Linked DNA regions of Homo sapiens: regions 1 and 2 are each linked to region 3. A link is a contact called in ENCODE Hi-C or POLR2A ChIA-PET data. All regions are on one chromosome and are shown on one strand. The core of a region is the stretch at or near the end of the contact, and the rest is flanking DNA. Distances in the headings are between cores, read along the strand shown. Region 1 holds the start of OXA1L-DT (OXA1L divergent transcript). Region 2 overlaps SLC7A7 (solute carrier family 7 member 7). Region 3 holds the start of TRD-AS1 (TRD antisense RNA 1).

Evidence for each region. Hi-C counts contacts between places; a loop is a spot of excess contacts on that map. ChIA-PET counts read pairs that join two places held with the same protein, here RNA polymerase II (POLR2A). Pooled maps may share reads with other maps.
Region 1: a loop to region 3 is called in a pooled map, with 3 times the contacts of the local background. The contact joins the promoter of OXA1L-DT here to the promoter of TRD-AS1 in region 3. A Hi-C loop is called at or near these places in 1 of 168 maps with a recorded cell type or tissue (A673), 1 of 37 single-sample maps with no recorded cell type and 2 of 50 pooled maps. POLR2A ChIA-PET finds 5 or more read pairs at or near these places in 1 of 52 experiments (WTC11).
Region 2: a loop to region 3 is called in a map of GM12878, with 3 times the contacts of the local background. The contact joins the enhancer-like site here to the promoter of TRD-AS1 in region 3. A Hi-C loop is called at or near these places in 1 of 168 maps with a recorded cell type or tissue (GM12878), 7 of 37 single-sample maps with no recorded cell type and 4 of 50 pooled maps. POLR2A ChIA-PET finds 5 or more read pairs at or near these places in 1 of 52 experiments (OCI-LY7).

Annotation. Positions count from the first base shown.
Region 1 is chr14:22,763,947-22,767,812 of GRCh38, forward strand. OXA1L-DT (OXA1L divergent transcript) reads right to left here and starts at 2,616. Exons shown (of 3, transcript XR_001750638.3): 1 at 2,478-2,616. OXA1L (OXA1L mitochondrial inner membrane insertase) reads left to right here and starts at 2,742. Exons shown (of 10, transcript NM_005015.5): 1 at 2,742-2,818; 2 at 3,302-3,463. The coding sequence starts at 2,756. RefSeq lists enhancers at 1,337-1,900, 1,901-2,463, 2,464-3,027, 2,621-2,850.
Region 2 is chr14:22,788,154-22,792,119 of GRCh38, forward strand. All of the region lies in intron 2 of SLC7A7 (solute carrier family 7 member 7), which reads right to left. Among named protein-coding and RNA genes, the nearest start is that of OXA1L, 23 kb to the left of the region's middle. Within about 2 kb of position 2,263, at least 5 of the 41 ENCODE cell types and tissues checked have a DNase peak (open chromatin) inside an H3K27ac peak, as active enhancers do; they include GM12878 and OCI-LY7, where a contact is called at or near this core.
Region 3 is chr14:22,481,117-22,485,279 of GRCh38, forward strand. It overlaps TRD-AS1 (TRD antisense RNA 1), which reads right to left and starts at 1,843. Exons shown (of 5, transcript NR_148361.1): 1 at 1,737-1,843; 2 at 125-242. It also overlaps TRA, the pseudogene TRAJ55, TRAJ54 and TRAJ53. RefSeq lists a silencer at 3,717-3,766.

The sequences.
Region 1 (3,866 bases), core at 1,366-3,865, 280 kb after region 3:
CGCTTGGCTAATTTTTGTATTTTTAATAGAGACGGGTTTCACCATGTTGGCCAGGCTGGTCTCAAACTCCTGACCTCAAGTGATCCACCCACCTCGGCCTCCCAAAGTGCTAGGATTACAGGCATGAGCCACCACACCCGGCCTAGTATTTTTTTTTTTAAGAGATGGGGTCTTACCATGTTACCAAGGTTGGTCTCAAACTCCTGAGCTCAAGCGATCCACCTGCCTCAGCCTCCCAAAGTGCTGAGATTACAGGCCTGAGCCACCATGCCGGCCCAACATAACTTTTATATGCACTGCAAAACAAAAAAATCCCTGTGACTCACTTTATTATGATATTGGCTTTATTGTAGTGGTCTGGAACCCAACCCACAGTATCTTCCAAGTTTGCCTGTACATTTTAGCTATCTATTATTAAACAACTTAGTGGCTTAAAACTACAATAATTTTATTTATTTGCTTGTAATTTTGCAATGTGGGCTCAAATAGCCTTTCTTTGCTCCACACGCAGTCACCTGAGGTGGCTCCAGTGGGCTGGAGAATCCACTTTTTAAATGGCCTTCTTCACGTGGCTGGCAAAAGTTGGTGTTGACTGCTGGCTGGGAGTTCAACTGAGGCTGTTGGCCCAAACCTCAGTTCTTCTTCACATGGTTGGTTGGGCTTTTCACAGGCAGTAAGTCTGAGAAGTCAAACTTCTAACACAGCAGCTGGCTTCCCCCGAATGCAAAAACAGAAGCTATCAGGCCTTCTTAAGGCATAGTCCCAAACTGGCATAACATCACTTCCAACGCATTCTACTATTGATTAAAGCAAGTGACAGGCCCAATCAGACTCAAGAGAAGAGAACTCCTAAAGGTGCAAATATTGGGAAGCCTGGTTCATTTGGGGCCACCAAAGTAGCAGTGTACTGTAAGATAGTCACCCTGCCAAGTGTTCTGTAGCTGTATATTTGTAATTACTTCTAATTGTATTGAGTTTTAAAAGTAATCTCTAAAAAAAAATCAGTGTTTCCATATCAAAAATCTATTGATGTTTATAATAGCATCCAACATATGCAAGTGTTAGCTCATACCACTAATTATTACTAAATCAGTATTATAGTTCTTTGCCTCCTATTTTCGCCATATCTGTCAGGTACATTCATAATCGTTCCAAATGAGCAGTCACTGAAATAATTTCAGGTTATTGTATCTTTCTGAAACTATAATTTGTTGTTTAGAAAGTAATCTGCATATTGAGAGACTTTGTAAGGGTTCAAACATAATCAAACTCCACCTTTCTGACCAGTAACTTTTTTCCCTGAAGATGAATGCTTTTAACTTCAAGAAACAGAACACCCAAGCAACAGACTTAGAGTCTAAACAGTAAAGACCTTTAATCATCTTTTTTTTTTTTTTTTTGAGATGGAGTCTGTCGCCCAGGCTAGAGTGAGGTGGCTCCACCTCGGCTCACTGCAACCTCCACCTCCCGGATTCAAGCGATTCTCCTGCCTCAGCCTCCCTAGTAGCTGGGACTACAGGTATGCACCACCACGCCCGCCTAGTTATTTTGTTTTTTTGTTTTTTGTATTTTTAGTAGAGACAGGATTTCACCATGTTGGCCAGGCTGGTCTCGATCTCTTGACCTAGTTATCGAGACCACCTCAGCCTCCCAAAGTGATGAGATTACAGGTATGAGCCACTGCACCCGGCCAAGACCTTTAATTAACTTACACAACAAAGTCTGGAGATAGGCAGTTCCAAGCATGGTACAGCAGCTCAATGATATCATCAAGTATTTGGGTGTTTTCTATCTTTGCCCTCAACCATCTTCAGCACGTGAGTTTTTCTTTCCTTTTTTTTTTTTTTTTTGAGACGGAGTCTCGCTCTTGTTGCCCAGGCTGGAGTGCAGTGGCACAATCCCGGCTCACTGCAACCTCTGCATCCCGGGTTCAAGTGATTCTCCTGCCTCAGCCTCCCGAGTAGCTGGGATTACAGGCGCCCACCACCACGCCCGGCTAATTTTTGTATTTTTAGTAGAAATGGGGTTTCACCATGTTGGCCAGGATGGTCTCGACCTCCTGATCTCGTGATCCACCCACCTCGGCCTCCCAAAGTACTGGGATTACAGACCTGAGCCACCGCGCCCGGCCTGCACGTGAGCTTTTCATCTGGAAACTTGTCCCCTCATGGTCAGTCCTCACACCACCCCACTTACAGAAGAAAAAAATGGAAAGGTGAAGTCTCCTCTGGAAGCTTCGTCTTTTTATCTGGGAGGAAAATATTTCCCAGAAGCTGCCTTCTTTTAATTTCTGTCAGACTCTAGACTACCCTCAAATTTCACTGGACCTGCGATTACAATATTACCTAGCAATAAGAATCAAAAGAATCGAACATCATTGAGTGGGAAAAATCCTCTGCAAGTACAGCCAAGCCTTTTCTGAGGCTATTTTTAAACTTACAAATCAGAGGACAATCGCGACATTAGAGGAAAATTACCCAGGTTTACGCCATCACTAACGATGATAGCTTACGATGATAGCTAACCCAGCTCTTCAACTTCCTTTCAATCTCCAGAAAAGGCTCTCTGCGTGCTAATGGTAACGTGGCTTTACAGATTTTTACCCACTTCAAATATGGCCGCCAAGCTCCGTTCTCTTTTACCGCCTGATCTGCGGCTACAATTCTGGCTTCATGCCCGCCTCCAAAAGTGCTTCCTCTCGAGGGGTTGTGGTTCTTACTGCGCAGGCGCAAAAGCAAGTCCTCTTCCGGGCAAAATGGCGATGGGACTAATGTGCGGACGCCGGGAGCTTCTGCGCTTGCTACAGTCCGGGCGTCGGGTAAGGATGCCCCGGGGCAGAGCACCGGGATGCTGCCCTGACCCAGTGAACCAGGCCCCAGGACAGCTCGTGCTAGGGGTATCAGCAGACGCTGACCTGCTCACCGGGACCTGAATGTCATGACCTCGGGTCATGTGAGGACGCGCTAGGGTTAGTCCCCGACACTATGGGCCCAGCAGCCCGGTGTCAGCTTCTGGAATTGGCTTGGCTCCTGGCGAGAGCACCTCGGCCTCGTTCTCAGGGCCCTCCGATGTGGGTCTGCGATAACTGAGATGCGGGGAACCCAGGTTCGAGCTTCGCTCTGCAGGCACCACCCGCTGCATGCCTTCGGGCTAGCGGTCTGCGCGCGGTGATAGCAATGTCCTCCCCTGTAGTGGCCGAGCTGCCTGCTTCTTGGGGAGTTAGCATAATGAATCCCGTTTGCACCCACGCGAGGACTTCTGCTCCCGGTAAAGGGGCTCCATCATCCTTTTACACGCTCAGGTCCACAGCGTCGCAGGGCCCTCGCAATGGCTTGGGAAACCGCTGACCACACGGCTCCTATTCCCAGCAGCCCCGTGCTGCTGTCGCCCACACTACCTCTTCCTTGCGGCTTCCGGCCCCCGCAGCCTCAGTACCTCTGCTATCTCTTTTGCAGAAGTCCAGGTAAGAGGCCTTTCGTTCCTGCAATATTAGGAGTGGTGTTTCCTGGTTGGTTTCATATTTTGTTTTGTTTGGGAGCAGGGGGAATATGGAGCAGAGTTCTTGTCCACGCTCCACACAGCTCTCCAAAATGATAGCATCTCTGCTTAGGATGGATTTTCAATTCAGTGGGGAAATGATTGAAAGTACAACAGGAGAGATGTTATATTTGGTTTTCTGAGCTGTTTTAAAGAAAAGCAATTGTTTCATGTTAATATATGGCAAAAATCATGATAGTGATATTCAAATGGCTGAAGTTTGGAAAACAGTGATAAAAGAAATAACTTCCCAGCATGAAGGGAAGTCATGGATTCTTACTCAAAGTAACTTCTCTTCCTAACTATTGATAAAAATGAGATGTCCTTTT
Region 2 (3,966 bases), core at 1,013-3,512, 310 kb after region 3:
ATTCCACAATGTTATTCAGCCAACTAAGAATCTACCAAACTTTATTTTTATCTAGTCTACCTTGTCAACAAGAATATCATGAGAATTTGCCACGAACCTCTCCGAAATCTGCATACACATGCCTCTGCTCTAACAATCTAATGATGCTATCAAACAATTCAAATCAAATTAGTATATATTTATGTAGAATATTCATAGTTACACCCTTGCAGTAGTCAAAAACTAGAAACAACCCAAATGCCCAGCAACAGTAGATTGAATAAATACTAAACAGCACTAAGAATAAACAATCTGTAATCCTAGCACGTTGGGAGGCCAAGGCGGGCAGATCACAAAGTCAGGAGTTTGAGATCAGCCTGGCCAACATGGTGAAACCCCCGTCTCTACTAAAAATACAAAAATTAGCTGGGCGTGGTGGCGGGCACCTGTCATCCCAGCTACTCAGGAGGCTGAGGCAGGAGAATCGCTTGAACCCGGGAGGTGGAGGTTGCAGTGAGCCAAGATCCTACCACTGCACTCCAGCCCGGGCGACAGAGTGAGACTCTGTCTGGGAAAAAAAAAAAAAAAAAGTGAACAATCTACGACTACAGACAAAAATACAGAAGAATCTCAAACATAATAAGCAAGCCAGATGCAAAAGTGTACATATAGATTATATCCATTTACATAAAATCAGAGAAAACTAATCAATGCTACTAGAAGTCAGAATAGTGATTTCCCTTTGTGTGGGGTGGAGAGGCAGGGACTGGGAAGAGCATAAGAAGGGCTCAAGGGTGCTAGTTACACATGTGCTCAACTAGTGACAATTCATTAAGCCATAAACTTATGAGATTGCACTGTTCCTTCTGTATATTATATTTGAATAAAAAAATTAAAATTGAACCAAAAAGTGAGGTTAGCAGAGTATGGCTTGTTCTTAGTGAATTCATACACGTTACTAATGATTTCCCACCCTTCTGCTCGTACTTCACTAACCAGATTTAACTTACAAGCCTAGAATTTGGGCAAGAATCCACCTTAAGTTATCACTTCAGAGTGCTGCTCATCCACCTCCGGTGGAAAGCTGGGCTATCACTTGTGGTAGGTAGACTAATGGCCCCCCAAAGATGTCCACCCCCTAATCCCTGGAACCTGTGAGCCATGTTATATTGCATGGCAAGGGAGAATTAAAGTTGCAGATAGAGGCCAGGCGCAGTGGCTCATGCCTGTAATCCCAGCACTTTAGGAGGCCAAGGCGGGCAGATCACCTGAGGTCAGGAATTCTAACCAACATGAGTCAGCCTAACCAACACGGTGAAACCCCGTCTCTACTAAAAATACAAAAAATAGCTGGGTGTGGTGGTGGGTGCCTATAATCCCAGCTACTCAGGAGGCTGAGGCAGGAGAATTGCTTGAACCCAGGAGGCGGAGGTTGCAGTGAGCCAAGATCACACCACTGCACTTCAGCCTGGGCAACAGAGCAAGACTCTGGCTCAAAAAAAAAAAAAAAAAAGAAAAAAGTTGCAGACAGAATGAAGATTGCTAATCAAGTGACAAAACAGGGAAATCATTCTGTATTCTCTGGGTGGGCCCAATGTAATCACAAAAGTTCTTAAAGATGAAAGAGGGAGGCAGAAAGGTCAATGTCAGAGTAGTACAATATGAGAAAGACTCTCCCAGTTACTGCTGACTTTGAAAATGGAAGGGTCCATGAGACTCTAGAAGCTGGGAAAGGCAAGAAGATGGATCCTCTCCTTAAGCCTCCAGAAAGAAACACAGTGCTACTTCATATTAGCCCAGTGAGACCCATTTCAGACTTCTGACCTCCAGAATTATGAGATGATAAATTTGTGTTGTTTTCAGCCACTCAATTGGTGGTAACTTGTTAGAGAAGCAATAGAAAACTCATATGTTGGCTGGGCACAGTGGCTCGCTCCTGTAATTCCAGCACTTTGGGAGGCCAGGGTGGGCTGATCCCTTGAGCTCAGGAGTTTGAAACCAGCCTGGGCAACATAGAGAAACCCTGATTCTACAAAAAATACAAAAATTAGCTGGGCCTGGTGGCGTGCACCTGTAGTCTCAACTACTCAGGAGGCTAAGGTGGGAGAATTGCTTGAGCCTGGGGAGGTCAAGGCTGCAGTGATCCTTGATTGCACCACTGCATTCCAGCCTGGGTGACAGAGCAAGACTGTCTCAAAAAAAAAAAAAAAAAAAAAAAAAAAACCTAACTGCAGGCAGAAAACTGGAAGTAGCACTGGGTGGTACTATTCATTACATTTGTTGAAAAATGGAGAAAGGGGAAGTGAAACCCTTGACAGCTCACTGGATCTTGGTGTACTGAAATTTCCCTCTCACTGCAATCAAAAGAATCTAAATGTGACCTTATGCAAAGAAGGCAGGCATCCCTTATGATAGCAGATCCTCAAACAAGTATGTACCTCTCTCTTTAATGTACTACATGAATCCCAGCTCTTCTAGCAAATCATCATTTTTGAACAAAGTATACTCTTTCATTATCATATTCTAATCAAATATCGCTGATGCCTATGAAATTGTTTCCTCCTTTCAGTAAAAGGTCAAATACGGGCCGGGCACAGTGGCTCATGCCTGTAATCCCAGCACTTTGGGAGGCGGAGGCAGACGAATCACGAGTTCAAGAGATTGAGACCATCCTGGCCAACATGGTGAAACCCCGTCTCTACTAAAAATACAAAAATTAGCTGGGTGTGGTGGTGTGCGCCTGTAGTCCCAGCTACTGGGGAGGCTGAGGCAGGAGAATCACTTGAGCCCAGGAGGCGGAGGTTGCAGTGAGCTAAGATCGCGCCACTGCACTCCAGCCTGGTGACAGAGCGAGACTCCGTCTCACAAAAAAAAAAAAAAAAGGTCAAATACGTTTATTAGCCTTACTTGTAATATTTGTAGATAAGAGTTCAAAAGCATCATTTCTGATCTTCCATCCCATTTTCTCCAAATGCGTTACTGAGCAACTCCTCTCTGCCTTTATTCTCTGCTATGTAGTCTCCAAAATACCCAGATTTATACTTTTATCTAGGCATTTTTCTCCTTGCCTCTAAAATTTCCATTCTAAAGCCTTATTATACACATCTCTCCCAATCCCTATAAACCTCCTCTATCCCTTACCAGGAGTTTATCTTTCTGGTATCTTAGAATCTTAGAATTTACGGTTAGGAACTCTGTTCTGTGTTCTTTTTTCTTTCACATACACAGCCTTCAGCTGACAAAGAGACGAAAATTCCACCTGCCACTCAGTTTGCTACTTTAAACTTCACGTCACCAGTGAGACATCTCAGCTATCTTCTGACTGGTGACATCATTCATCCCACAGCAATTAGCAGAAGGATAGCAGTCCCTAGGCTTAATTGGTGTGAGCAAGCTCTTGGTCACATGTTGCTCAGAAAAACTGCACATTTCTAGGTTAGGCTGGGTCTGTGTATAGTCAGATGCACACTATTCCTGGGGGAAGGCCAAACCCCACAACTGGCATACTCAGGCCTGCTAATACCCTGGTGTCTCCAAAATACTCTACCACTGCTGTTTCCTCAGAAGGTCCAGATATAAGCTCTCTGGAAACGCCTCATATCTGTTACCTAAACCCAGAGATTTCAAGTCTCTTCTTCCTTTTCTTTGCTGCATCCCCATTTGTTTTGTCTAATGTTGGTTTGGGAAAATCTCTACACCTTTTTTTTTTTTTTTTTAATTGAGATGGAGTCTCGCTCTGTCGCCCAGGCTGGAGTGCAGTGGCGCCATCTCGGCTCACTGCAAGCTCCGCCTCCTGGGTTCACGCCATTCTCCTGCCTCAGCCTCCCGAGTAGCTGGGACTACGGGCGTCCGCCACCACGTCCGGCTAATTTTTTTGTACTCTTAGTACAGACGGGGTTTCACCATGTTAGCCAGGATGGTCTCAATTTCCTGACCCCGTGATCCACCCGCCTTGGCCTCCCAAAGTGCTGGGATTACAGGCTTGAG
Region 3 (4,163 bases), core at 593-3,092:
AGCAAGGCTCAATAGATAGTTATTTAGACATAACATGTCCACCCTGCAAGCCTAGTTGCTCAGTTGACTGGGCTGCCCCTATCTTAGTCTTGCCTGGAAGAGAAATAAGTTGTTTGCCCCATACCTGTCTTGAGAAATGTCAGCCTCCAGACCTGAAAGCTTCTTGTGATTTGGTTTATTTCTGTAGAGTTTATTATTATACACAGTGTTCTTGAAGTAATAGAGAAGTGCATTAGAAGCTCCTGCAAATGGAAATGAAATGTAAATTTAGATTGTAAATACATGACTGCGGTAAATAGATAGCAAGAAAAAGGATGAAGAGATTAGAAATTTGCCACATTTCTCTAACCCTAAAGGGATGTTTCTATAAATAGTTTAAAACTGTTGAAGACGAAGGGGGAGGAGGAAGGAGAACAGAGGCAAACAGATTTTCTCCTAATCCTTTCCATTTGGCAAAATTAGAAATGGTTTTTCAATTAAATTTCCCTGAGCAGAGGAAGAAACCATGTCTGTTTCCACACTAAAATTCCTGTGGGTGGGAGTCTCTAGAGTTGATTTGGAGGATGGATCCCTGTTAGTGACAAGTGCTGGTAATGCTCCTGTTGGGGAAAGGGGATGAGTACAAAAATAAATCCAAGTAAGTGTGGAGGGACAAGAAGATCTCACAGTGCAGGATTTCCCCTGGATTTTCTGCATTGCCTTTTCACCTTTCCTGTCTTAGCACGACAAATTAGGTCCCAGATGAGCAGGCCCTCGCATTCAAACCGGAAATTTTAAGGAGGAAGCCAGATTAACTTTACTCGGGAGACCTAGTAGACTCTGACTTTAAAGATTCTTTTAATCCAGCTGTTTTTAGGGAGAGCTCTGTAAAAGATGAAAGAAATGTTTTAAAAAAAAATTAAAATTCTGTGGGGTGAAAACAAAGATGTTAAATATTTGATTGGCAAGGCAACTGGAAAATCTGGACCATGTCTACAACTGCTAAAGGAGGCTTTGTGAAAGAGAAAATGAGCAGCCCAAGGAGATCCTGTCCTAAACTTCTCTGGCCAGTGAAATTCGGGCCATTCTCTGCCACAGCCCTGGACTGCTAGGAGGGCAGATCATATGTCTTCCTCAGTGGGGAGAGGTGGGCCCTCGCTGGCAGTTTCTGTAAAGCCTCGTGCTGTGGTGTAATTCAGGGAGCCCAGAAGCTGGTATTTGGCCAAGGAACCAGGCTGACTATCAACCCAAGTAAGTATGACAGGGTGAAGCTACATGCAGCTGAGTACAGTCTTTTCCTTTCTAGACCGTGTCCTGCAAGCTCTCCTTGAGGGACGTATACTCATTTTGCATTGTCCTTTGTAGAGAAGCAGACCAGGAAAGACAGGAAAGCCCTCAAATTTCCACTTTTAAACACCTCCCTGTAAAAACTGTCTCGCTTCCCTCCCCTTCTACAATCAGTTTCTAGTAAATCAGAATCCGGTGAATTGATATGCAATTTCAACGAAAAAAAAAGCAGAGAAATAGTTACCCCAACAAGTGCAAAAAGTAGAAACTATCTGAGTACCAGCCAAGGGAAGATAATTAGGAAAGAAAAAAAAAGAAAGAAATGGATTACTGGAACCATGATGGCAGCTTAGTCACAAAGAAAATGATAAAAAAAAATTAAAATTAAATTTCAAAAACTTTAAAGATATATACATATATATATATCTATATATATATGATATATTGTCCTCTGGAACTCCAGCACTCACCTACAGCAGCTGCATTCTGGACTTATTATCAAATAACCTATAAACCTGTAGCTTAATGAAGAGTTGAGCAATCGTGACTATATTGACCCCCAGGACCCTTCTGCAAAGAGCAGCTTCTGTTCCTGTTTCTGTAAAGCCTTCTGTGGCTGTGAGAATAGTGGAGGTAGCAACTATAAACTGACATTTGGAAAAGGAACTCTCTTAACCGTGAATCCAAGTAAGTTTGAAGGGAGTGGGGGAAGGGGGAATTCAAACACTTCTGATTTAATTACTTGCCCCTCCAAAACATTCCAGCTTAGGTTCCAAATCTAATGTTTGTGCTGGGGGGATATGGTGCCCATCAGAGGGATTAGAACTCCACTGTACAAAGACTAAATTACTTTCAGCCCAAAACATTCCTATCATTCATCTTAAACAAGATTATTGGTGCAAGGAGAAAAACTGAATACAGAATCCTGAGGGATCCAGCTAAGGGTCAGGAAATGTTTGCCGAAAAGATAAAGAGGAAATTGGCATATCGTGACTACGCAAATGCAGTAGACCAAATATAAATTGTCCTGACTTAGATACTAACACTCCTCTTAAATTTATCGCCTGAAATAATGGAACCCTGCAACTTCATTAACTAATGCTGAAAATTCTATAAGCAGGCTCCTTTTCTTCTTTTACCTTCACTTTACCTCTCTGAAAAGAACTGTTCTCAATCCCCAGTCTGGTAACTGAGGTCCAGTCAGTTAACTGTCTGGTTAACTCAGGCAGAGCATTTAACCCCACTTTTTCTTTGGTTACCAAAATAGTGGATTCAGCCTCCACTTTACTTAGTTCACCTGAGAAGGGGAAAATTCATCTGTCCTCTGAGTCGTGAGAATAGAGCAGTACATTCTCTCCTTCAAATATACACCCACCCTTCCCTAATGGTAATGTGTGAGTACTTAGAAAAGTTTTTAAATGTTAGATATAAAAGTAAGGCACAGTGGTTGCTAATGGCACTTCTTGAAAATCTGCGCTGCTGGTGGACTTCTGAAAGTGGTGCTTATAAACTAAGGCTGGAGAAGACTGACTTGTAAAATTCAGATAAAATGAAAATGGGAAAAACTTATCAAAGGGCCCCGGTCTCCTAAGTGCCCTGATGTTGAGTAAAGGCCAAATGCCCCAGTTTTACTTACTCAGATCTGCTTTCTGTGATTAAGAAGAGATGCACACTAGAGAGAGGCACTTTGAAAAACACAGCCCAGGCAAAATTCTTAAAAAGACTGGCTCTGGTGGCGGGGCGGGTGGTGAAGGACTCAGGGACACCGTGCATGCAGCATTGAGGGAGTTAATGCAGACTTGCTAGCAGACAGCTTGGAACGTTCTGGGATAGGCCCTGCCTGAAGAACATGCAGTGTGGTTAGCCATCAAGTTCCCATGTGCAGAAGTGCCTTGCTCAGCAGGGGCAAAATCAGCACGTCTGTGGCAACAGCAACAATGAATAATATATGATGTTAAATCCCAGGGGTTCAGCAGTCTCCACTGAGGTCTTATCAAATTAAAGCTTCAAGGGGATTCATATGAACATCCCAGGAGACTCAAGGACTCAGTCGCTTTTCAGAGGGTGGGCAGCCAATGCTAGGGACCAGACAGTAGGCTTTTTTCTTTGGTTTCTTACCGGAAGCACACTAGGGCGGGGCTCTGCGGTGGGTTTTCCAGAATGCAGAGAAGCTGGGAGCCCCTCTCAGCACTTGGTCAGCCTCTTAGGGGACTGAGAACTGTAACAACTCCTACCTTTTAAAACATTGACGAGGTCAGGGTGTTTGACAGCCTAACCAGGCAAAGAAAATATCTGTGCAAGGCTAGCATTCTTCCAGAGCTCTGGACAGTAATCGTATGCCAGATTTTCCATGCAGTGGATTCTAGCTGCAGGAACTATATGGCAAGGCTGGAGTCCAAGGAACCCATGATTAAATTCTGTTTTCCTGCAGTAAGTGGAACACAGAGATTATTGCCACAGCAACACTTTGGGTGCCTGTCTGTTTGAGGACCTCAGCTGAGGGCAGGCATCTGGTTTTGCTTATGTCCTGCGGAGGCTGAAGAGAGGGTGGGAAGCCCTTTAGACAGTGAATACTGTGAAATAGTGAAGAGATGGGAAGGGTCGTTTGAATCCCTGACTGCTGTCCTTAAAAAAAATGGATACGTCTTCTTAGCTAAATAATAGCCTTTTTCTCTCACCCTTTTCATGATAGTAAGCAAGCTAAAACTTTAACCCTTTGTAACAAGTGGTTGCTTGAAGACATGACTAAACAGGCTAGCATAAATTCAGCCCAAAAAAAGTCTGAGTTAAGAAAACTAAATTCTATTAAAGAGGTGTCTGTTTTTCACACCCCTGGGGGACAGGGTTTGATCATCACCACATCATGAAACTGCCTGGATTTTGCTCTTCACATTTTT